3 separate regions of the Homo sapiens genome follow, and regions 1 and 2 are each linked to region 3. A link is a loop called in an ENCODE intact Hi-C map of the cell type or tissue named here. Cell type or tissue: B cell. All regions are shown on one strand. Links, peaks and the distances in the headings refer to the core of each region. The heading gives the core; the rest is flanking DNA.

The links. Peaks named below come from ENCODE experiments on the same cell type or tissue, not always from the same donor. Only the 100,000 strongest peaks of a DNase experiment are listed, where the experiment ranks them.
Region 1: it touches region 3 in a loop (17-fold over the local background); 62 of 110 quality-filtered maps call a loop at or near these places.
Region 2: it touches region 3 in a loop (14-fold over the local background); 48 of 110 quality-filtered maps call a loop at or near these places.

Annotation. Positions count from the first base shown.
Region 1 is chr4:1,262,279-1,273,041 of GRCh38, forward strand. No RefSeq gene overlaps it. Among named protein-coding and RNA genes, the nearest start is that of CTBP1-DT, 18 kb to the left of the region's middle. RefSeq lists an enhancer at 5,551-5,680. In B cell, for the core only: CTCF peaks have their summits at 5,872 (motif pointing left) and 6,073; DNase peaks (open chromatin) are centred at 5,563, 5,853 and 7,655; H3K4me3 peaks cover 848 bases; H3K27ac peaks cover 3,379 bases.
Region 2 is chr4:1,349,158-1,354,157 of GRCh38, forward strand. UVSSA (UV stimulated scaffold protein A) reads left to right here. Exons shown (of 14, transcript NM_020894.4): 3 at 367-697; 4 at 2,558-2,678; 5 at 3,873-4,256. Among named protein-coding and RNA genes, the nearest start is that of UVSSA, 4.4 kb to the left of the region's middle. RefSeq lists a silencer at 1,794-1,962. In B cell, for the core only: CTCF peaks have their summits at 2,888 (motif pointing left) and 3,088; DNase peaks (open chromatin) are centred at 2,864 and 3,339.
Region 3 is chr4:1,163,687-1,172,763 of GRCh38, forward strand. It overlaps SPON2 (spondin 2), which reads right to left and starts at 8,897. Exons shown (of 6, transcript NM_012445.4): 1 at 8,858-8,897; 2 at 8,166-8,388; 3 at 7,577-7,800; 4 at 7,313-7,504; 5 at 6,716-6,890; 6 at 3,246-3,970. The coding sequence starts at 8,385. The coding sequence ends at 3,786. All of the region lies in intron 1 of LOC124900647 (nascent polypeptide-associated complex subunit alpha, muscle-specific form-like), which reads left to right. RefSeq lists enhancers at 3,375-3,624, 8,077-8,792, 8,793-9,077 and a silencer at 3,451-3,734. In B cell, for the core only: CTCF peaks have their summits at 3,664 (motif pointing right) and 3,868; DNase peaks (open chromatin) are centred at 3,665, 4,085, 4,955, 5,571 and 1 weaker place; H3K4me3 peaks cover 1,333 bases; H3K27ac peaks cover 1,046 bases.

The DNA of each region.
Region 1 (10,763 bases), core at 3,572-8,571, 100 kb after region 3:
GCTCTGCGTTCTTGCCAACGTTTGGTGTTGTCACTATTTTTAATGTTATCCGTTTTAGCTGTTCTAATAGGTAGGTAGTGATCTCTCTCATTCGGGCTTTCCTTTGCATTTCCCGCGTGACTAGCACCGTTGGATGTCTTTTCATGCGCTTATTTGCCATCTGTATCCAGCTGTCTCTCAGTATCCATGCGGATTGGCTTCAGGGCGCTCCTCAGATACCAAAATCCCCGGATGCTCAAGTCCGTGATGTAAAATGGCACAGCATTTGCACATAACAAAGTATTCGCCCGTGTACTTTAAACCACCTTAGATTATTTATAATACTGAATGCAATGTAAATGCGATGTAAACAGTTGTTATGCTGTATTGTTTAGAGAATAATAACAAGAAAAGAGTCTATACATGTTCAAAACAAACACAATTTTTTTTTTCAAATATTTTGGATCCGTGGTTGGTAGAATCCACAGATGCAGAGCCCGTGGATACCGAGCGACGACTGTATTCTCTTTGGTAAAATTCTTCTTGTCTTTTGCCCATTTACTATTTGGGTGGTGTGGTTTTTTTGCTGTTGAGTTTGTTTTGAGTATATATATTCTAGATATAAGTCCTTTATCAGATGTGTGGTTTGCAGATATGCTCTCCTAACATGAAACTTGTTTTTTCATCCTCCTACCAGGATTTGTACAGAGCAAATGTTTTTAACTTTGCTAAAGTCCAATTTACCAAACATTTTATTTTATAGGTTGTACTTTCAGGGTCATGTCTAATATCTCTCAGCCAAACCCTAAGTCCTAAAGATTTTCTCCTATGTCTCCTTCTAAAAGTTTTATAATTTTACATTTAAACCTATACGATGATCAGTTTGAGCTAATTTTTGTTGAAGAAGTGATGTTTAAATCAAGGTGTTTTTGCTTTTTGTTTGGGTGTTTTTGTTTGTTTGTTTGTTTTTTGCATACAGGTGTCCAATTGCGCCAGGACCATTTGCTGAAAAGACTATCCTCTCCATTAGATTAAGTTTTCACCTTTGTCAAAACCCAGTTAGTTGTACTAGCATGGGTCGACTTCTGGGCACTCTATTCTGTAACATTGATCAATGTGCCTTTTCCTCCATGAATACCACATAACCTTCATTACTATGGTTATATATAGAGTAAGTCTTGAAATGGGACATACTGATTTCTCCCATTTTATTCTTATTTATTTACCTATTTATTTATTTATTTTTTTTAGGCAGAGTCTCACTCTGTCACCAGGCTGGAGTACTGTGGCGCGATCTCAGCTCACTACAACCTCCGCCTCCCAGATTCAAACAATTCTCCTGCCTCAGCCTCCTGAGTAGCTGAGATTACAGGCGTGCACCACCACGCCCAGCTAATTTTTTGTATTTTTAGTAGAGACGGGATTTCACCATGTTGGCCAGGATGGTCTCAATCTCTTGACCTTGTGATCTGCCCACCTCGGCCTCTCAAAGTGCTGGGATTACAGGCATGAGCCACCACACCCAGCCTCTTATTTTTATTTTTTAGAGACAAGGTCTTGCTCTGCCACCCAGGCTGGAGTGCAGTGGCACGATCATAGCTCACCACAGCCTCAAACTCCTGGGCTTAAGTGATCCTCCCATCTCAGCCTCCCAACTACCTAGGACTACAGGCGTGGACCACCATGCCTGCCTAATTTTTTAAAATTTATTTTTGTAGAGACAGACTGTCACTATGTTGCCTAGGCTGGTCTGAAACTACTGGCCTTAAGCAATCCTCTCACCTTGGCCTCCCAAAGTGCTGGGATTACAGGCATGAACCATTGGACTTGGCCCATTTTATTCTTTTTCAAATTGTTTTAGCTATCCTGGTTCCTTTGCGTTTCCATACAAACTTTAGAATGAGCTTATCTGTGGGTTTTTTTTCTTTTTTTTTGAGGTAAAGTTTCACTCTTGTTGCCCAGGCTGGAGCACAATGGCACGATCTCGGCTCACTGCAACCTCCGCCTCCTGAGTTCAAGCGATTCTCCTACCTCAGCCTCCCAAGTAGCTGGGACTACAGGCACGCACCACCACACATGGCTAAGTTTTGTATTTTTAGTAGAGACGGGGTTTCACCATGTTGGCCAGGCTGGTCTTGAACTCCTGACCTCAAGTGATCTGTCTGCCTTGGCCTCCCAAAGTGCTGGGATTACAGGCATGAGCCACCACGCCCAGCCAACCCTCCCACTTCTATTAAATAAAATGTCTGGGGAGCTGAATTTGGGCTGAGCTCCTGCACTAGACCCCAACAGACCAAACTAAAACGTGCTACGTGGCACATAATCAAACTGGAACTTTAAAAAGAACCACAGGAGGCCAGGCATGGTGGCTCACACCTGTAATCCCAGCACTTTGAGAGGCCAAAGCAGGAGGATCACTTGAGCTCAAGACCAGCCTGGACAACACAGTGAGATCTCATCTCTACAAAAAATCAAAAAATTAGCTGAGGGTGGTGGCACACGCCTGTGGTCCCTGCTACTCAGGAGGCTGGAGTGGGAGGATCCATTGAGCCCAGGAGATGGAGGCTGCCGTGAGCCATGACTGAGCCATTGCCCTGAAGCCTGCGTGACAGAGCAACAACCTGTCTCAAACAAACAAACAAACAAAAAACACCACGAGAAATCCCCAAATGGGCCAGTTTTCCAAAAACCAGAAGATTCATGGCAACCAATCAAAAGGGGCCCAGTCAACCCAAGCCGGCATAATCAGGAAGTCAATCCATACAAGGAAAATAGCCTCAGGAGAGCCGGGCTGCTTGTGCTGTGATGGTCCTTGCTACTGAAGCTGCCTTGTCATGGCTGGTCAGCTGCCATGCCCAAAGGAGCTCCTGTCTGTTTTGCAGGCTGGGTGCTGCCCAGTTCATGAATTACTAATAAAAGACAATTAAGCTGGGTGTGTGGTGCACACCTGTAGTCCCAGCTACTCAGGAGGCTGAGGTGGGAGGATCGCTTAAGCCCAGAGCCCTGGCAACCTAGCAAGACTCCATCTCAAAACTCAATTTGCTGAAATTTTGTTCTTTGATGGTTTCTATCCTTAAAACAGAACCAGCTGGAACCCTCTGGAAAGTTCCAGAACCACCAGCATCAGGGTGGCCAAGACGTGGGCACTGCCAGACAGGGGACCATGTGGGGCCAGAAGAAATTATAGGACATAGCAGGTCTCAGACATGACCAGAGACTGCTGCCAGTGGTGGAAGGCTTCCCTGAGCGTGATGACCTGGCCACTCCACAGGAAGCCTCCACACCCAAGGTTAAAGGTGTCCAGCTGCGGCCAGGGTTCCGGGGTACCTGTGGATCCCGTGACGTGGCACCGAAGATCTGAGCTGTGCAGAGGAGCTGCACCACAGAGGCCAGGTTTCCGTGTGGAGAACGCGCATAATGGGAGGCCTTGAGCTGAGACCCAGCCCCCGACCCCCACCCCCACCCACCAGCAGGGGATTCTCCTCAGGGCCTCACAGAGCACCACGTGGTGTCATTGCTGGTCCTGCCATAGCTCCCAGGACCAATGCTTCCCAGAACTCCCTGCTACATAAATACATCCGGTCCCTTTCCCTCGAGATCTTGAAAAGTGAAGACTTCACTTGGCAGTAACGGTAAAACATTTCAACATGGTAAGTTGTCATTTTATGCACACATGGAATGGTGGCCCATAAAGGGCCTGGGGGTCCAATATCCTACATACTGGACTCCTCATTAGTCCTCTGAGTCTTCTGTTCCCCAACACACTGCATTGGGATCAAACTGAATTTGCAGCCAGGCATCATAGCTCATGCCTGTAATTCCAGCACTTTGGGAGGCTGAGATAGAGGATCACTTGAGGCCAGGAGTCCAAGACCAGCCTGGGGAACATAACGAGACCTTGCCTCTAAAAAAAAAATTTTAAAAATTAGCCTGGTGTAGTGGGCATGCCTATAGTCTTAGCTACTAGGGAGGCTGAGGTAGGAGGATCACTTGAGCCCAGGAGTTCAAAGTTATAGTGAGCTAAGAGTGCATCACAGCACTCCAGCCCGGGCAACAGAGCAAGACCCTGATTCTAAACACACCTATACACACACACACACACACCCCACCACCAACAACAATGAAAAACCCTGAATTTACATCCTTCACGATAAAGTGATAGCTTCTGTGACATTTGCACAGAATTCTGAGTAAAGTTGCCTTTTCAGTCACATCTGTTAATGTTGACAAGACATAATCTAAAAATCAAGAGGATGAGAATAGAAGGACCACTTCCCTTCTAGTGACCTCCTGGACCACACCAAGCACCAACATCATGAGGATCCAAGGAATCTCTGGAAAGTTCTATCTCCAGAAGATACCCTGAGAACACTTAGGCCCTCCCAGACCACATGAAGAACCAACGTCATAAGGATCCAAGGCATCCCTGGAAAGTTCCTTCTCCAGAAGAAGGATCCAAGGCATCTCTGGAAAGTTCCATCTCCAGAAGATTCCCTGAGAACACTTAGGCCCTCCCAGACCACACCAAGCACCAACATCATGAGGATCCAAGGCGTCCCTGGAAAGTTCCCTCTCCAGAAGATTCCCTGAGAAGACTTAGGCATGATCTTAAATAAATATTCCTGTTGTTTAAAAGGCCTTAAATTCCTCATATTTAAGCTGTTGGGAGTCCCTTGCAATTCCATATACACTTGAGAATCTACTTTTATTTCTTTGAACAGGGCTGTTGGAATTTTGATAGGCATTGTGTTGAATCTGTAGATCACTTTGGGTAGTATTGACATCTTAACAATATTAAGTCTTCCTATCCATGAATATGGGATGTCTTTCCATTTATTTAGGTGTTCTTTAATTTCTTTTAGCAATCTTTTCTATTTTCAGCATACGAGTCTTTCACCTCCTTGGTTAGACTTATTTCTGAGTATTTAATTCTTTTAGATCTTGTTGTAAATGGCATTGTTTACTTAATTTCCTGTTTGAATTGTTCAATACTGATGCACAGAAACAAATGAATTTTGCGTGTTGGTCTTGATGTGTTGATCTTGTAACTTTGCTGAATTTGTTTATGAGCTATTGTACCTTCTTGTGGGTTCTTTTGGATTTTCTATATGTAGGATTATGTCATCTTCAAATAGAGATCGTTTTACCACTTCCCATCCATTTGGGTGTTTTTCATTTCTTTTTTTGTCTATGTAGGGGCCAGCCCTACAGGGTCTGTGGGTTTTTCTCCCCATGTGTGGAGACAAGAGATTGTAGAAATAAAGACACAAGACAAAAAGATAGAAGAAAAGACAGCTGGGCTCGGGGGACCACTACCACCAAGACGTGGAGACCGGTAGTGGCCCCGAATGCCTGGCTGTGCTGTTATTTATTGGATACAAAGCAAAAGAGTAAAGAGTGTGTCATCGCCAATGATTGATAAGGTCATGTGAGTCATGTGTCCACTGGACAGGGGGCCCTTCCCTGTTAGGTAGCCAAAGCGGAGAGAGAGAGGACAGCTTAGGTCATTATTTTTTCTATGCTCTTTTTAGAAAGATCAAAGACTTTAATACTTTCACTAATTTTGCTACTGCTGTCTAGAGGGCGGAGCCAGGTGTACAGAGTGGAACATGAAAGTGAAACAGGAGCGTGACCGCTGAAGCACAGCATCACAGGGAGATGGTTAGGCCTCCAGATAACTGCGGGCGGGCCTAACTGATGTCAGGCCCTCCACAAGAGGTGGTGGAACAGAGTCTTCTCTAAACTCCCCTGGGAAAAGGGAGACTCCCTTTCCCAGTCTGCTAAGTAGCGGGTGCTTTTCCTTGGCACTGATGCTACAGCTAGACCATGGTCTGCTTGGTAATGGGCATCTTCCCAGATGCTGGCGTTACCGCTAGACCAAGGAGCCCTCTAGTGGCCCTGTCTGGGAGTGACAGAGGGCTCATACTCTTCTGGTCACTTCTCACCGTGCCCCTTCAGCTCCTATCTCTGTATGGCCTGGTTTTTCCTAGGTTGTAATTGTAGAGCAAGGATTATTATAATATTGGAATAAAGAGTAATTGCTACAAACTAATGATTAATGATATTCATATATAATTATATCTATGATCTATATTTAGTATAACTTTTGTTATTTATGTATTTTATTACACTGGAACAGCTCGTGCCCTTGGTCTCTTGCCTCGGCACCTGGGTGGCTTGCCGCCCATAGTCTATAGCATTGGTACAACTTCCAGTATGCTGTTGAATAGTAGTGGTGAGAGCCTTGTTCCTGACCTTAGGGGAAAAGCTTTCAGTCTTTCACAACTGAGTATGATGTTAGCTCTGTGTGTGTGTGTGTGTGTGTGTTTGAGACGGAGTTTCACTCTTGTAGCCCAGGCTGGAGTGCAATGGGTGCGATCTCGGCTTACTGCAACCTCCGCCTCCTGAGTTCAAGCGATTCTCCTGCCTCAGCCTCCCAAGTAGCTGGGATTACAGGCATGCACCACCACACCCGGCTAATTTTTTGTATTTTTAGTAGAGACTGAGCTTCTCCATGTTGGTCAGGCTGGTCTCGAACTCCTGACCTCAGGTGATCCGCCTGCCTCAGCCTCCCAAAGTGCTGGGATTACAGGCATGAGCCACCACCCACAGCCATGTTTTGTTTTTGTTTTTGGAGACAGAATCTTGCTCGTAGTCCCAGCTGGAGTGCAATGGCACAATCTTGGCTCATTGCTACCTCCACCTCTTGGTCTCAAGTGATCTTCCCACCTCAGCCTCCCAAGTAGCTGGGACCACAGGTGTGTACTGCCATGCCCAGCAAATTTTTAAATATTTTTTTGTTGAGAGACGAGCCTTCACTATGTTGCCCAGTCTGGTCTTGAACTCCTCGGCTCAAGTGTTCATCCCAACTCAGCTTCCCAAAGTGCTGGGATTACAGGCATGAGCCACCATGCCTGCCCAGCTATGGGTTTCTCATAATACCCTTTATCATGTTGAGAAATTTTGTTTCCATTCTTAGTTTTCTGAGCTTTTCTTTCTTAAATCATGGAAGGTATTAGATTTTGTCAAATACTTTTTCTGTGTAAATTGAGATAATTATGTGGATTTTTTTCCCTTAATTCTATTAATGTGGTGTATTACATTGATTGATTTTCTCATGTTGAACCATCCTTGCATTCCTAGATAAATTTAACTTGGTCATGATGAGTAGATGAACAATCCTTTTAAGATGCTGTTGCATTCAATCTGCTAATATTTTGCTGAGGATTTTGCATCTGTATTTGTAAGTGGTATTGGTCTGTACTTTTCTTTTCCATGAATGTCTTTATCTTGTTTCAGTATTAGGGTAATGCTGGCTGCATAGAATGAGTTAGGAAGTGTTCCTCCTGTTCAACTATTTGGAAACATTTGAGAAGAACTGGTATTAATTTTCCTTTAAATGTTTAGTTGAACTAACCTGTGAAGCCATATGGCCCAGGACTTTTCTGTGCTGGAAGGTTAATGAGTAATTTAAAACAAATCACTGATTTAATCTCTTTACATGTTATAGGTCTGTTGGGATTTTTTACTTTTTCTTGAGTCCATTTAGGTTAATGTGTGTTTTAAGGAATTTGTTCATTTCTCCTATGTTATCTAATTTGTTAGAATACAATTGTTGACATATTCTCTAATAATCCTTTTTATTTCTATAAGGCCATTTTCACATCTGGTTTCACTTCTGGTTTTTATTTGTGTCTTCTCTTTTTGTTCTTTGTCAGTCTACGCAAAGGTTTATCAATTGTATTGATATTTTTTAAAAAATCAACTTTTGGTTTTATTAATTTCCTCTATTTTTTTTCTTTTTTTGAGACAGGGTCTCTCTCTGTCACCCAGGCCTCAGTGCAGTGGTGCAATCATGGCTCACTACAGCCTCGACCTCCCAGGCTCAAGTGATCCTCCCACCTCCAGTCTCCCAAGTAGCTGGGACTATAGGCACATGCCACCACACCCTGTTTCACCATGTTGGCTAGGCTGATCTCAAACTCCTTGGGCTCAAGCGATCCTCCCACCTTGGCTTCCCAAAGTGCTGGAATTACAGGTATGAGCCACCACACCTGGCCTGTATTTTCTCTATCTCTTCTCTATTATTTTCTTGCTTCTGCTAATTATTATTTCCCTGCTTCTGCTAGCTTTGGGTTTAGTTTGCTCTTCTTTTTCTAGTTCCTTAAGATGTAAGTTAGGTTATTAATTTGAGATCATTCTTCTTTTTTGTTGTTGTTATTGTTTCTTTTTTTAAATTTAAATTTTTATTTTTATTTTACTTTATGTTCTGAGATACATGTGCAGAATGTGCAGGTTTGTTACATAGCTATACATGTGCCATGGTGGTTTGCTGTACCGATCAACCCGTCATCTAGGTTTTAAGCCCCTCATGCATTAGGTATTTCTCCTGATGCTCTCCCTCCCCTTGCTCCCCACCCCCGATGGGCCCTGCTGTGTGATGTTCCCCTCCCTGTGTCCATGTGTTCTCACTGTTCAACTCTCACTTATGAGTGAGAACATGCGGTGTTTGGTTTTCTGTTCCTGTGTTAGTTTGCTGAGAATTATGGCTTCCAGCTTCATCCATGTCCCTGTAAAGGACATGAACTCATCCTTTTTTATGGCTGCATAGTATTCCATGGTGTATATGTGCCACATTTTCTTTTTTTTTCTTTTCTTTTCTTTTTTTTTTTTTTGAGACAGAGTCTCGCTCTGTCGCCCAGGCTGGAGTGCAGTGGCGCAATGTTGGCTCACTGCAAGCTCCACCTCCCAGGTTCAAGTGATTCTTCTGCCTCAGCTTCCCAAGTACCTGAGATTACAGGTGCCCGCCACCATGCCCAGCTAATTTTTTTTTTGTATTTTTAGTAGAGATGGGGTTTCACCGTGTTAGCCAGGATGATCTCGATCTCCTGACCTCGTGATCCACCCGCCTCGGCCTCCCAAAGTGCTGGGATTACAGGCGTGAGCCACTGTGCCCGGCCACAAGCCACATTTTCTTTATCCAGTCTATAACTGATGGGCTTTTGGGTTGGTTCCCAGTCTTTGTACTCTTCTTTTTAACATAGGCATTGATAGCTATCAGCTTCCCTCTGAGTGTTGCTTTTACTGCATTCCCTAAATTTTGGTATATTGTGTTTTTATTTTCATGTATCTCTAATTATGTTCTCATTTCCCTTGCAATTTCTTCTTTGACCAACTGGTTGTTTAAGAGAGTCTTATTTAAAATAATTTCCATAACTTTGTAAATTTTTCAATTTTCCTTCTGGTACTGATTTCTAACCTCATACTGTGATGGTCAGAGAGATTCTTTTGTATGATACTGTATTAGTCAGGGTTCTCTTAGAGGGACAGAACTAATAGGCTATATTAGGGGAGTTTATTAAGTATTAACTTACACAATCACAAGGTCCCACAATAGGCCATCTGTAAGCTGAGGAGCAAGGAGAGCCAGTTCGAGTCCCAAAACTGGAGAATTTGGAGTCTGATGTTCGAGGGCAGGAAGCATCCAGCACAGAGAAAGATGTAGGCTGTGAGGCTAGGCCAGTCTCAACCTTTCATGTTTCTCTGCTTGCCTTATATTTGCTGGCAGTTGATTAGATTGTGCCCACCAGATTAAGAGTGAGTCTGCCTTCCCAAGTCCACTGACTCAAACGCTAATCTCCTTTGGTAACACCCTCACAGACACACCCAGGATTAACACCCTGCATCCTTCAATCAAGTTCACACTCAGTGTCAACCATCACAGATATCGATCCTTTTTAATCTACTCAGGCCTAACTTGTGGCTAATATATGGTCTATCCTGGAGCATGTCCTGTGCACACTTGGGTTTTGTTGTTGGGCGGAGGTTCTGGATGTGTCTATCAGGTATCATTGGGTTTGCTGTTGGGTGGGGGTTCTGGATGTGTCTATTAGGTTTCAGTGGGTTTTACTGTTGGGTGGGGGTTCTGGATGTGTCTATTAGGTTTCATTGGGTTTTGCTGTTGGGTGGGGGTTCTGGATGTGTCTATTAGGTGTCAGTGGGTTTTGCTGTTGGGTGGGGGCTCTGAGTATGTCTGTTAGGTTTCAGTGGGTTTTGCTGTTGGGTGGGGTTCTGGATGTGTCTATTAGGTTTCAGTGGGTTTTGCTGTTGGGCAGGGGTTCTGCATGTGTCTATTAGGTTTCATTGGGTTTTGTTGGGTGGGGATTCTGGATGTGTCTATTAGGTTTCAGTGGGTTTTGCTGTTGGGCAGGGGTTCTGCATGTGTCTATTAGGTTTCATTGGGTTTTGTTGGGCAGGGGTTCTGGATGTGTCTATCAGGTTTCATTGGGTTTTGCTCTTGGTTGGGGGTTCTGCTTGTGTCTATTATGTTTCATTGGGTTTTGCTGTTGGGTGGGGGTTCTGGATGTGTCTATTAGGTTTCAGTGGGTTTTGCTGTTGGGCAGGGGTTCTGCATGTGTCTATTAGGTTTCATTGGGTTTTGTTGGGCAGGGGTTCTGGATGTGTCTATCAGGTTTCATTGGGTTTTGCTCTTGGTTGGGGGTTCTGGATGTGTCTATTAGGTTTCAGTGGGTTTTGCTGTTGGGTGGGGGTTCTGGATGTGTCTATTAGGGTTCAGTGGGTTTTGCTGTTGTTTGGGGATTCTGGATGTGTCTATTAGGTTTCAGTGGGTTTTGCTGTTGGGCGGGGGTTCTGGATGTGTCTATTAGGTTTCAGTGGGTTTTGATGTTGGGTGGGGATTCTGGATGTATCTATTAGGTTTCAGTGGGTTTTGATGTTGGGTGGGGGTTCTGGATGTGTCTATCAGGTTTCAGTGGGTTTTGTTG
Region 2 (5,000 bases), core at 1-5,000, 180 kb after region 3:
TGTAATGCCTCAGTTGTGAACACAGCTGTAGATGATGTAGGTGGATAGATGGGCGACGTTCCAATGACACTTTGTGAATGAACACCGACATTTGAAGTGTATATGATTTTCACATTTCACCAAGTATTTTTTGTTTGTATTGACATTCTTGGCTTGTGGGCCACACAGAAACAGGCAGGGGCTGGGGAGGTAGATGTGGCCCTTGGGCAGTAGTTTGCAGACCCTGCTCTAGAAAAGGGGAGAATGAAGATGGGAAGGCAGTGGTGGTCCCTGCCACACGTGCGTGCGGCATCCATGCACGGAGAGTCTCCCCCCGCCCATCCTCTGCGTGTGGGGCAGTTGGGTCAGGCCAGCTCGCATCCCCAGGTCTTCAGAGGAGCAGCTGAGCCGCGCCTACCGCCTGCTGATAGCACAGCTGACCCAGGAGCACGCCGAGATCCGTCTCTCAGCCTTCCAGATTGTGGAGGAACTCTTCGTCAGGTCTCACCAGTTCCGGATGCTGGTTGTTTCCAACTTCCAGGAGTTCCTGGAGCTCACGCTGGGCACAGACCCCGCACAGCCTCTGCCGCCCCCCAGGGAGGCGGCACAGAGGCTGAGGCAGGCGACCACCCGGGCCGTGGAAGGGTGGAATGAGAAGTTTGGGGAGGCCTACAAGAAGCTTGCCTTGGGCTACCACTTCTTAAGACACAACAAAAAGGTAGGTGGGCCTGGCCCATTTTTTCAGAGACTGGTTACCTGACGTGAGGAGGGCAGACGATACCAGGGTGAAGATGCGCCTCCTGTTGAACCTAGCACAGCAGGGGCCTGCTTGGCCTTGCCTGAACACCCAGGCTGCCAGACCATCTGTGGGGTGTGGGAAAGAGGGCAGCATCTAGGGTCACGGCCTCCCTGAGAGGGGCGGCGCAGCTCTGAGAGGAAGAGCATAAGCTTTATGTGTGGGTGGAGCTGAGGCTGCATGTGTCATTTTTTATGTGCGTGTAGGAGACAAAGGAAAAGCCAAATCCAACTTTTCAGATGCAACGTTTTCTGTGACAGTGGCCCCTGGACTCTGGGACCTGTCCCAACCTTGCACTTTAAGGCTCCACCCGCACCCTACTATGGGCTCGGGCTGGTGCCTGGCATGATGAAACCCACCAGGATCTGCCACTGTGGCCTGAACCCAGCCTCATTGCCCAGACCCTACCGTGCCCCTTACCCCACCTGCCACGAAGGCTCAGTCCTCCCCAGTGCAATGACCCAGCCCTGCTGGCTTCCCTGTGTGCCCTTGGAGTGCCCTGTCTCCCAGGGTTCATGCTCAGGGTTTGTTTCAGACTCCTGGGTCCAGTCAGCAGCCTCTGCCTGCTAATGGAACAAGCACACTGCTCTCCTACCTGTGAGGTACTTGGGGTGAGAAGTCTCGTCACCTCTTTTAAGTTAGCAGACGTGCTGGCTTTCCCGGGCTCAGACAGCAGAGAGACGTGCATTGTGTTTTGTTGTAATGCACTGTGAACACCTGGGTGTGAGGGTGCACACCCACAGTCCCACTGACTCTGGAAGCCGAGGCTGGTGGATCACCTGGTCCTGGGAGTTTGAGTCCAGCCTTGGTAACACAGCAAGACCGTTGTCTCTTAAAAAAAAAAAAAAAAACTACTGTGAACTTACAGACGCATAGGGCTCTTGGCCACGCATGGGTGCTGTCTTTTGTTAGGCCTACTTGAGCTTTATCTTCCTCACATTCTGTATAGATAGCTCTAGTTTTTGTTGTTGTTGTTGATGATGTTGTTTTTGAGACAGGGTCTTGGTTTGTCACCCAGGCTAGAGTGCAGTGGCGCGATCTCGGCTCACTGCAACCTCCGCCTCCCTGGTCCAAGTGATCCTCCTGCCTCAGCCTCCCAAGTAGCTGGGACTACAGGCACACGCCACCACACCTGGCTATTTTTTGTTTTTAAGATGGAGTATTGCTTTGTTGCCCAGGTTGGAGTGCAGTGGTGCGATCTCAGCTCACTGCAAGCTCCACCTCCCGGGTTCACGCCATTCTCCTGCCTCAGCCTCCCAAGTAGCTGGGACTACAAGCACCCCCCACCACGCCCGGCTAATTTTTGTATTTTTAGTAGAGATGGGATTTCACCGTGTTAGCCAGGATGGTCTCAATCTCCTGACCTTGTGACCCACCTGCTTCGGCCTCCCAAAGTGCTGGGGTGACAGGCATGAGCCACTGTGCTGGGCCAGCCCTAGTCTTTATTTTCTTTCTTTTTTTTTTTTTCTTTGAGACAGAGTCTCGCTCTGTCGCCCAGGCTGGAGTGCAGTGGTGCGATCTTGGCTCACTGCAAGCTCCGCCTCCCGGGTTCACACCATTCTCCTGCCTCAATCTCCCAAGTAGCTGGGACTACAGGCGCCCGCCACCTCGCCTGGCTAATTTTTTTTTTGTATTTTTAGTAGAGATGGGGTTTCACCGTGTTAGCCAGGATGGTCTCGATCTCCTGACCTCGTGATCTGCCTGCCTCAGCCTCCCAAAGTGCTGGGATTACAGGCGTGAGCCACCGCGCCTGTCCCCTAGTCTTTATTTTCAATTGCTCAGGTGGATTTTCAAGACACGAATGCTCGGAGTCTGGCAGAAAGGAAGAGAGAAGAGGAGAAGCAGAAGCACTTGGATAAAATTTATCAAGAAAGAGCCAGCCAGGCGGAGAGGGAGATGCAAGGCAAGTGTCCAGGACGGAGGGAGGGGCCCACGCCTCTGAGGGTTGCCCGTGGTCCAGCAGTTCATCCTCCTGGTCCCAGGGCCCCAGCCGCAAGGAACCCAGGTTTTGAGACAGGCTAGGTGGAGAGGATTCAGGTCGGGCCGGAAGGCGTTCTTAGCCGTAGGCCTCCCAGGCTGTCCATGCCTCTCCCGCGCCCTCTGGTGGTCACATTCATCCACGCCCGTTCGCTGCGCGGACCTCTGGGCAGAGATGCCAGGCACAGGTGTGCCTGTGGGCAGTGGTCTGAGCCCCAGCCTGGCTGAAGGCCCTGCCACCTGTTTATTTTGTGGCTGTCTTGCCCTTGCCAGCCCCTTCCCCAAAACTTCACTGTTTGCTTCTCGGCAGTCAGCCTTTCTTGTGAGGGGCACCACGAGAGTGTGAGGAGGGGGTGCCACGGCCCTCCTGAGACACCTCCTGATGTGGGCGGAGGCACGGCCCTGTGTCTTCAGACTACATGTACCCCAGATCCTTCTCCTGACAGACTGTGGTCCCAGGTGTGGGACCTGCCACAGGCCACTGGAAACGCAGGCCTCAGGGCAGCTCACAAGGCAGGCAGCTGGGTGCCCAGACAATGAGGAGGCTGCCAGGAGGAAAGCTGCTCCGGCCCGGGAGGTGTGGCATGAACGAGGCTGTTTTGTTGCCCTAGGGAAGAGGTGCAGCCGTGTCCTGGGAAGTGCAGGTGGGCTGACCTCCCCTGCGCACTCGTGCTTGCTACCCAGAGGTACACAGAGATTGCCTTGCAGGCCCAGCTGCTGAGCTGGGTGCTCTAGTAAGCGGTTAAAAAGTGCAGCACACGACTGGGCGCGGTGACTCATGCCTGTCATCCCGGCACTTTGGGAGGCCAGGGCAGGCGGATCGCCTGAGTCCAGGAGTTTAAAGCCAGCCTGGGCAACATAGCAGGACCCTGTTTCTACAGAAAAGTTAGTTGAGCATGGCATCACGTGTCTGTAGTCCCAGCTAATCAGGAGGCTGAGGCGGCTGCACTACCTGAGCCTGGAAGGTCGAGGCTGGGGTGAGCTGTGATTGCACCACTGCATTCCACCTGGTGCTGAAAAGTGACACCCTGCGGGGAGTGGGCCTCTGAGTGTGGTTTTGAGTGGGCTGGTGCTTTTGCTCCACATAGCGCAGCAAACAGGTGTCTTGATCTTCCGGCAGAAATGTCTGGAGAAATTGAATCCTGCTTGACGGAGGTAGAGAGCTGCTTTAGGCTGCTGGTGCCTTTTGACTTTGACCCGAACCCGGAGACGGAATCCCTTGGCATGGCTTCTGGCATGTCCGATGCCCTTCGCTCCTCCTGCGCGGGCCAGGTGGGCCCCTGCCGGTCTGGCACCCCTGACCCCCGGGACGGGGAGCAGCCCTGCTGCAGTAGAGACCTGCCTGCCTCTGCAGGCCACCCCAGAGCGGGCGGCGGGGCACAGCCATCCCAGACAGCCACAGGTGACCCCTCAGATGAGGACGAGGACAGCGACCTCGAGGAGTTTGTGCGGAGCCACGGGCTGGGCTCGCACAAGTACACGCTGGATGTGGAGCTCTGCTCAGGTAACTGCCTTCGCGGGGTCTCTGTGGCGCCACCCTGCCCCGGCTCCCGGGTAGGCTCCTCCCTCACTGGCACCCGGCCCAGGAGCCTGGGGATGCAGGGGCCTCCCCTGGGGAGCTAGGTCAGGGGTCACCACCAGGTTTTTCCTTTCTGTGTGGCCTCTGCACTGGGCTCCCCCCACCCATGCCAGGCCTCTGTGGCCACAGGGACACTTCTAAGAGCTCATGGCAGCCCCCACCTCAGTGAGGCTGTGGGCAGAGTAAGGACCCACAGGATTGGGGTGAGGTGGGGTCGTGAGGCTGTTGCGGTCCTCAAAGGATGAGGGAGCACAGGCCTGACCTCCAAGTGACTGGATCCCTGGGCAGGCTGTGTGGGCATCCCGTCAGCTCACAGGCCTGTCAGGGTCCCGTGTCGCCATGAGGGGTCAGGTAGCACCGGCCCTTGCTGGGAGGAAAATGTGTTCCAGAAATGGCCACGGGCAGCCTTGGCACTGCAGCCTGGGTGGGTGAGGATTGCAGAGACATAGCCGCCCCCGCCCCCCAGCCCCAGCTTCCTCCCAAGCCCCCTGCTGCCCCCCTGGGGTGTGAGTGGAGGCTGGGGCCCTTTGCGTATGTGTGTGGCTTCAAATCGCTCTCTTTGAGGAACCTTCTTCTTTGGAAGCAGGCACAGCAGGTGTCCCTTCACCAGGGCCAGGAGGCAGCCGGGCTGGGAAGCTGCTGGGAGAACTGATCCTCGGGTCTCAGCTG
Region 3 (9,077 bases), core at 1,311-6,310:
TAATTTTTCCTTTCCAAATGTATCTGTTTGTTTCTAATTTCCCTTGTTGGTTGGTCATTTTTGTTCTATTTGTTTTGTATTACATTTCTGACAAGTTAATTATCTGAGATCTTGGGTGTCTGAATCTGTTGGTTTTTTTTTTCTGGCTTTCAATTATAGCGACTTGTTTTCTTGTTTATTTAATCTTTGTGTTGTGCTCGTTGCCTGATTTTGATTGTTGGGGCTCACACTAGGGACTGGGAAAGCTCCTGAGGAGAGAATTGCTCCTGTCCTTTCCTATATCACAGGGCATTGCTGGCCTCGAGGGTCCCTCTCCATGTGGGGTGCTGGGTTCACCTTTTCACTCTGCTGCTAGCCAAGCTCACAGCAGCCCTCAGGAGCCCTGTCTCTCCCAGCTGCTCATGAGCTTGTTTCTTTGGCCTGACACCACCTCCTTGCTCCAGCCTCAATGTGTGTGTTTACTTATTTTTAGAAGTGGGGGTAGAAAGTGGAGTCCTCCCTGCATCTTATGAAAGGGGCAGTGTCTCAGAGCTGTATCCATCCCGTTTCGCCATTCTGTGGGTGGAGGGTGTCCCCTGAGAGTGCCAAGGTAGGCGTCTGGATTGTGCCATCCACACACCCTCTTCTACAGCTCCAATGGAGTATGGTGGGAGTGGAGTTAGGTGTCAGTGCTCAGTTCCTCAGCCTACCATCTTTGCCAGGAACTCCCTGCCCATCGCTTCTCCATGTTCTACCCTTTGTCTTCCTCCCCCAGTGCCACAGACCCCTCAGCCCCAGTCCCCATGGCCTGTGTGTTGTTGCTGAGCACAGTGGGCCATTCCATGATTATCCTCCTATGGCTCGGACACTGTGGACTGCCGACCACTTCTCAGCACAGTGGGCTGGACCAACCCTCACCCTGTAGGCCCAGCAGCACCCTGGAGCCCAGCGTATCCACATCCCACTAATATGAGGGGCATGCAGTCTCAGTGTAGTTGTGGAGCCCCTCCTTCTGGCCCAGGTGCCCCCCGTCCACCTGTGGCAGCACAGTGTGCAGGGGGCTACAGACCACGAATGGGTCCCTCAGGTGTGAACTTGCCCTCACTTGCTCACTGCCCCCCTGGCTCCCCATGCTGACCCAGTTGGGACAAGGCCTTCCTGAAACTGGGATGGGGTCAACTGCTTGGGTATCTCTGGGAGGCATGTTAAACGCAGGTCTGTAAGTATTCACGTTGCGTTTTCATCAAAACAAACCCAGACTCATCCATTTCTTCCCATGTCCACGGGTGTCTCTGAGGCCCAAACCTCTCTCTTTTGGGACTATTGCAGGGGCTTCTCCTCTCCATTTTCCTGTCTATACCCACTACTCACTGCTGTCAAGATGGCGGCCACTGATGCAGTGCTGTTTCTGCACTCTGCGCCTTCCCGTGCTCCCCACCTCATTCAGGAGAGGGCAGCCACATAGGTCCTGTCTGATCCACCCTCCGGCCAGGCGGCCCCTGTGGGATTCCTCACACAGCATTCCATTACCGGATGGCGTTCCCCATTGGTCTCCTTCAAATCTCAATGCCTCAGCACAACAGTGGCCGTCCTAGTGGCGTGGGGGCCCCAGAGACTTCTGTGATGGCACCCACGTCAACACATGCCCTGGGGCCCCAGAGACTTCTGTGATGGCACCCACGTCAACACATGCCCTGGGGCCCTGGAGACTTCTGTGATGGCACCCACATCAACACATGCCCTGGGGCCCCAGAGACTTCAGTGATGGCACCCACGTCAACACATGCCCTGGGGTCCCTGAGGCCAGGAAAGCACAATAGCCTCTCACCTGGGCAGTAAATGTTCTGGCCCCAAAGTGACGCCTGTCCTACCCCAGGGACCCCCAGCTCCATGCTCCAGGAGGGAGGGCAGGTGGATCCAGGTGTCTGCAGGAGTCTGCACCACAACCCCTTCCCCAGCCTTTCAGTGATCCTACAGGACTTCACAGGCTCCACAGTAGCGCATGGTTCTGTGAGTCTGCTCTTGCAGTCTCTGCCCTTTGACTGGAGTGTTGTGTCCGTCTGTCGAGGCTTCAATGCACCACCCCATTGTGCTGCTCTGGTGTCTTTGAGTTTAGAGCTCCTGGCGAGGTTAACTCGGTCAGCATCTTCTCCTGGTCATGCCAGCCCCAGCGGCCCGGTGGCTCTGACCGTGGAGTTTGCCATGTGCTCTGACTCAGGAGCATCAAGGCTGGTGTTCTGTGCGTTTTATGGGTTCTGATTGTGGGTTCATGTTCCTGGGGATCCTCTTGAGTTCCAAGTACACAGTGTGATCTCTACACAGGATTTACGGCCATTCTTTCAGGGGCCTCCTGGCATTGTCAGTCCCAGGAACCTTAAGAAAACTTTAAGCCAGGGGTTTTTCAGATCTCCACGTCACCTCAGAGCTCATGCGCCCGTGAGCTTGGGCTTAGTTCATTGTTTTCAAGGATGGTGGGCGGGGATGGCGTGCAGGGTGGTGGGAGCTGGGCCTGGGGTCTGGTTCTAGAAGCATCAGGGCTGGAGGGCCTTAGACAGTTACGAGGAAGGGTCGTCTACCAGGCCTCGGTGAGAGAAGTGAGCCCCCACCTTCCAGTCACTGGGAGAGGACTGAAGAAGCAGCCATCCCCCAAGCATCTCCATCCTCAAACCACACAGAGCTCCCGCCCAGGCACTGAGAGGGCCCTGGGGTTCCACCAGGTGAGTGGCACTGGTGGGGAGGCCTGGGGACCCCTGCTGCAGAAAGGGCCACGACAGATTACAGTGAGCCCCTGAGGACATCTTTGAGGTTGGGGCCTCTGAGCTCAGGTCTCAGGAGGTGTCTGCTGGTGGCCTGATGGGCTGCGAGGGTCTTGGTGGTCAGTGGCCCCCCCATGAACAGCAGCAATGCAAGCTGCTCCCACAGAGGAGGGGGCAGAGTGAGGGCTTCTGGGGCCTCGTCCGGATCTCAAGGTGCCCCTTGTCTGAGCTTCTGATCGTCCTGTGGGCAGGCGCGTGCCTGCCGGGTTTGTGGATGCATCTGACATGCCATTTGCTGTGTCTTCTGAAATCCTGTATGGGCCAGGGGTGGCGTCTGTTGTGGGGAGATCTGTAGGTCTCAGGCCTGCCTCCCACACACACACAGAGCACGTGCCTCATGGCCCTGACGGCAGCACCAGGCGCCTTCTGAATGTGTGTCCCCAATTAGCGCACACCACGGGTCCCTGCACTGCACGGGGCCCAGAACAAGTGTGGGGACAGCCAGGGACATTTGTGAGCAACAGAGATAGTCTTTATTCAAACGCAGAGAGATCCATAACATGGAAACACTGACGCTTCCGAAACCGCCCCATTTATTCACTTCTCAAGTGGCCCCCGCTTGGATGCGCCCTCGGGAGAGTGGGCTCAGCACAGCCTAGAGCACCAGGTCTGAGGTATCTGCAACCACGTGGGAGCCAGGCCCCTGGACGATGAAGGACAATCTCCTGGAGCAGCAATAACTTATAAGGAGACATAATTTAGAGTAGCTGGAGCCTTGGGGATGACTTTATCCTGCAGGAGGAGGAGGCTGAGAGCAGACGGGACACGGGGGCCCCTAAGAAGCAAGGTTGGGAAAGGAGGAGGCTGTTTCCCAATGCCCGTGCCGGCCACCAGAGGGCCCTTCAGTGCAGAGATGGTCGGCGCGGCCTCACCGCGGTCAGGAGCAGCGCGAAACCCCCTGTGCCCTCGGCCGCCTGCAGCATGAGCCTGCACAGGAGCCCCCGACACCCCATGGCTCCGGGGGGCCCCAGGGGCTGCGGGGCTCTGGTCTTAGACGCAGTTATCAGGGACGCACTCAGCCTCTTCTTCGAGCTCGGGGCAGGGGCTCCCGTTGTTGGCGGGCTGGACCCGGACGTAGCGAGTCCTGCTCTTGGTCCCGAGCCTCCCACAGTGGCCTCCGCACAGTCCCCAGGACGACCACAGGGAGACCTCGCAGTCCAGCGGCGTTTCTGGAACTGGACCAAGCAAAGGGGAGACCGAGGTGAACGCTCGCGTGAAGAGGCGCTTCGTACAAACGGAAGCCACCTCCCACCAACGTGTGCATTCATCAGAGGCCACGCCCACCCTTCGGGGGCACTTGCGTTTCTCCGCACAGTCGCAGAGTGAGCGGCAAGATGGGATGGCACCATAGCAACCTCGGACACAACCTAGGGACTGGAGTTGCGCGTTTCTACGTAAGAGCCGGAGCTGCCGCTCAAGTCCCTGTGGTGGTGGAACTCCCACATCGTGGCAGAGTAAGGGGCCCCTGGGAACCCCGTGGGAACCCCGGGAGAGGGCGGACACCCCTGCTGTAGAAAGCTGCTCTGCCCGAGCCTGGACCCAGCTGCTACATTTACCCGAATAACAGACAGGGGCACCTGATTAGCTGTCTTGCGGGACCTGGACCCCCCACAGGACTCAGACCTTTTCAGTATCGTTCTCGTTTCCCTGTGTCCCATCTGGTTCCATAATTTTCATAAATTTAAAAATCATCATTTGGTGTTATGGTTAAGTCACTTGGTAATTTCCATGTTTCCAAAGCAAAGTGAAAACACCTCTTTTGCACCCCACAGGCCAAGCCAGCCAGATGGACAGTGTTTCTCTGGCTGTGTGGCCCAGAGCGGGCAGCCCCTAAGGAGGCCAGGAGCCCCGCCTCACTCTGCCGTGCACGGGAGGACAGTCAGCAAGGGCTCGGCTCTCCTCACAAATCTGCGAGTACCCTGCTGCCAGCTTTGTGGCTACTGAAGGATGAGAGAGAGTGGAGAAGGGGGTCAATGTGCAGGTGCAGTGCCTGGACTGGTCTGGAAGCCCTGGCCAGGCCCACACCTGGAGCAGCCCTCTCCAGAGATGCAGGAACAGGGCTTGCAAAGACCTTGGGCGCTGAGGCTTCGCAGGGGCACTGGTGTAGAAGCCAGAGAGCCAGGGCCCCGGGCAGCCCACCTGGGGAGCACACAGAGCTGCTGGCAGATCCCAGCACCCCCCAGCTTCCTGACTGAAACCGAGGTGGTGGGAGCGCCCCTGCCCTGGCTGCAATGAGGAGTCAGTGAGCACTGGCAGTGCCTGTTCTACAGCGAGGGCCCCACCACAAGCCTCTCCAATGCTGCAGAGCCCTGTCAGGAGGCCTGGGGACAGGCATCCAGCGTGTGAGCAGGAAGCCAGAGCTGAGCCAGGCTGGCTTGGCGTGGACCTGGCGGAGCCTCCTGGGTGCCAGCCGCCACATGCCCATCCCAGCCTCTGCCCTCGGGAAGCCAGAAGTCACAGGAGAGACCCTTGTGGGCGGTGGTCTGTGCTCCGTCCCCACTGCCCACTCTGGTCCCTCGGCTGGCACAGCTGGCTCTGTCCGTCTCCCACCCTTCTCTCCATGTCCTGCCTCCTGCTCAGAGCTCATAGCACAGTCTCTCCCCACCCTTCCCCTGCAATACTGCTTCTGCTTGGCCACAGCTGACTTTATCCCTCTCCTAGCCCAGGGCACTGGCCATGTGCTCCCCTGCCCACTGTGGCCCAGTGCCCCCAAATGTGGGGCAAACCGCACCTCTCTGGACCCTCTGCCCACGAGGGGCTCTTCCCGCCAGACCAGTTGCACACCACGAACAGTGCTGGCACGTCTGCCTGTTGGGTAAGTGGCTCGGGGACATCTGCTTGGAATGGGGCATCCGCGTGGACAAATGAGTGAGGAGCCCAAGCCTGCACTGGGCAGGGGCAGCACCGAGGCTGGCACAGGGAGGCCCAGTTCATCCCAAATGAGGAGGGACCCAGGACTGGGCACAGTCTCTGTCTGGGGAGTGGTTCCCGCCAGCCAGGCGGCCTCCTGTCTGACCTGACCTGGCCCTTGCTTCCAGGGACGGCTGACAGTAAGCTTGTAATTACTGCTGCTCCTCAAGACGACATCTGTCCCTACCACATGGCTTGGGGGGCAGGTGTGGGGCGGCCCCGTACCTGCCTCAACTCCAGCCAGCAACATGGAGGGTGGAGGACGACGGGGCCCATGGCCAGGTTGGTGGGCTCCAGTTCCTCCTCGGGAAAGTCTGAAGTCCGCTGTTGTCTGGGGCCTACACTGACTGTCCCACACCCATATCAGGTGAGACCCAGAGACCCAGAGCCAACAGGCCCTGACCCACGACCCAGCAATGCGCTCCAGACCACAGGCGCTCCGTGAGGCCAGTGGCTGCCACCCAGCTGAGTAGGGAGGGAACTGCCACTCGGCCCCAGCGTTCCCAGCCTGCCCTGTCCAGCAGGTGCCTGGAAGAGCTAGGAGAATGCTCATCAGCACCTGCCCCGCCCCAGGCCAAGGCGCCTGTGAGCAGAGCCCCGAGCTGTGTGGTGGCTGGGTCCCGAGACCCCCACAGGTGCCCTGCAGCATAGCTGTCACCCGGTGGCCACACAGGGCCATCCTAGCAAGCTTCCTTGTCAGCTGTGACACACAGGTCACCTGTGGGTGCGTGTCTGACAGGACAGAGTCTCTCAGGTACTGTCTGGAGCCTCCTTTCATTCTTTCCTCTGGGCTGTGGCCCTGTAAGATGCTTTCAACTGCAAATAATGTGCAAGAGTCACATCTTCAGTGTGTGAATCAACAGAATCCTAAATCTTCTAGGCACCATCTTGCAGTACGCACTACGAATCCCTACTTGGAATTTCTCAGAGCCTTAGGTTCGGGTTTGGTGGTCGCCCTGTGGCAGGGTTCGGGGCTGCTGTGTGTCCCATGTGACCTGTATGTCCGTTACCTGAGGCGCTGTCTACAATCTCATTGTCCCTGCTGGGCAGGACTGGGGCGGGAGGGATGAAGGCCCTGGGGCTCTGTCGCAGCCGCACCAGTGTCACCCTGGCGATGGGAGGCAGGGCCTTCAGCCGCGGGTAGTAGAAGGAGTTGGCCGGGTGGCTGGGAGAGGAGGACGTTATCTGGGGAGGAAGAAGAGGAGGTTGGCCTGGGGTCCGAGAAGCCCACCTTCTGGTATGCGTATGGCCTCACTGGGGCCACTGCCCAGCGTCCAGCGTGCCCTCTGCACCACTGTTGGGGACAGGGTCCCATGTACTCCTCTCAGCCATCCCACGGAACACGGGCTGGAAACCGAGGCCAGGAAGGGGCAGCCTCCTCGGGACGCGCGTCCCGCTGTCCTCCCTGCGGTGCTGTGACCCCGGGTTGGGAGAGTATGGGAGGGCTGCACCCCCTTGCTCACTGCTGGCGCTAGAAGCAGAGCCTCTTCCACACAAAAGCCGCAAGCGGCTGTCCTGGGCTGGGAGGCGAGGGTGCAGCCAGGCCCCAGCCCCGTCCCCACCGCGGGGGCCATAGCGGCCCTTGCGCACGCGGGGTGCCCACTCACCTCGGTCACCGTGTCCTGCGGGATGGTGGCGAAGTTGGGGGAGGAGAAGGTGAAGCCGCTGTCCGTCCCGGCGTCGTAGGGGTACAGGTCCAGCGCCGCCTGTTCCCGCCAACGGTCCCCGTCGCACAGGTCCAGGCTGTCCACGCCCACGAACCAGTCGGGGCTGGGCACGATGCGCACCACAAACGAGACCTGCGGCGACAGCGGCTCAGCGCGCCTGGCCCCGGCCCCCCGGACCCCGCCCCCGGCCGGCCCCGCGCTCACCAGCGAGTGCCTGCGCTGCACCTCCAGCTCCGCCGACGTCTGCCCGGTGCCGCTGGGGACGGCGGGCGCCGAAAACACCGCGTGCACGCTCTGCAGCGCCTCCCCCGCCGCCTCGATCTCCTTCATCAGCGCCCAGGCCTCGCCGCGCTCCGCAAAGTCGCGCAGCCCGTTACTGACGTACTGGTTCTTCCTCCACATGCTGTAGTCGGAGCTATGCGCGGCCCCTGCAGGACCACCCGGCCGCGCCGCGGACCATGGTCAGACACTGCGGTCGGGCTTGGATTCCAGGGGGCGCCCCAGGAAATCCCTCCCCGCCGCCCGCAGGGAACCATGGCCCCCAGTCACGTCGGACCGTGACACCCTGTGGCTGCCCCTGCCGCGACCCACCTGCGCCCTCCCCGTGAGCGCCCCCTGCCCCCACCGCATCCCCGGAACCGCACACCGCAGGCGCTCGGCAAACATTCTGGTGTTAGAGTCTCCCGACGTCAGCACGCCCCAGACTGGGAAGCGCCGCCGTGCAGCTGTGCGGGGGGCTCCGGCGCCGCAGCCCTCCTGGTGGAGCAGGAGGCGAGGAGGGGGCTGTACTTACCCAGCAGCGAAGACCACTGCGCAGGGGGGCGGAACAGGGGGTACTGCTTGGGGAAGGCCGTCTGGCTCCACTTGCCCGTGAAGGTGATGCTGTATTTGGCCAGGGCTCTGGCGGAACAGATGGACTCTCCCCCAAGAGGCTGGCCGGCGGCGCCGAGAGTGGCCAGGAGGAGAGCGCAGAGGGCCTTGCCCAGGGCGGCGGCCGGGCTGGGGTTTTCCATCACCTGGGAGCACAGAGGGGAGCAGCCGCGCGCTGGCACCGTCGTGGCAGCCTCGGGGTGGAAAGCCGAGAGGGCTGCGGCACTTTGGGCTCTGAGGACGGCCCCGAGCACCCGCGACCCCCTCCCTGCTCCGCAAAGCTCTCCTGCGGTGCTTCCGAGACCCCCATCAGCGGAATGGACGGCGCGGGGTTAGATCGCCCGTGCGCCTGCGAGCGACCAGGGGTAACGGGCAGGTTTTCAGTCCGAGTCCCTGCAGCTTGCCGGGCCGGTCTGGGTGCGGCCTCCGGGATGCCTTCGCCGTCGCAGGGACCCGGGGCCTTGGCCGACTGGCTGCCCCCGGGACTAGACCCTTAAAGCTCGGTCGCAGCCAGTCCTGGGGGTCCCTCTGGAGGTGCCACAAGGTTCTGGGCCGCGGGGAAAGTGCAGGAGGCCCGGGCCCTCTCTGGGTGTCCCGGGGGCACGCAGTACTCACCCGGCAGGAGCAGCGGGAGCGCGGCCGGCAGCGGTCGGGTCCCAGCCAGAGCCCGGAGCTCCTATTTAAGCCCGAGGCCGGCGCCCCGGGCCGGCCAATGAGGCTCCAGTTCCTCCTGTCTTCGATGCTGCACGGCCTGGCCTCCAGCGAGAGGCAGATAGGACGTGGGAGAAAGGAGGAGAAGGGGCTGCGGGGGCGGCGGGGGCTGCCGCTTTCCCAA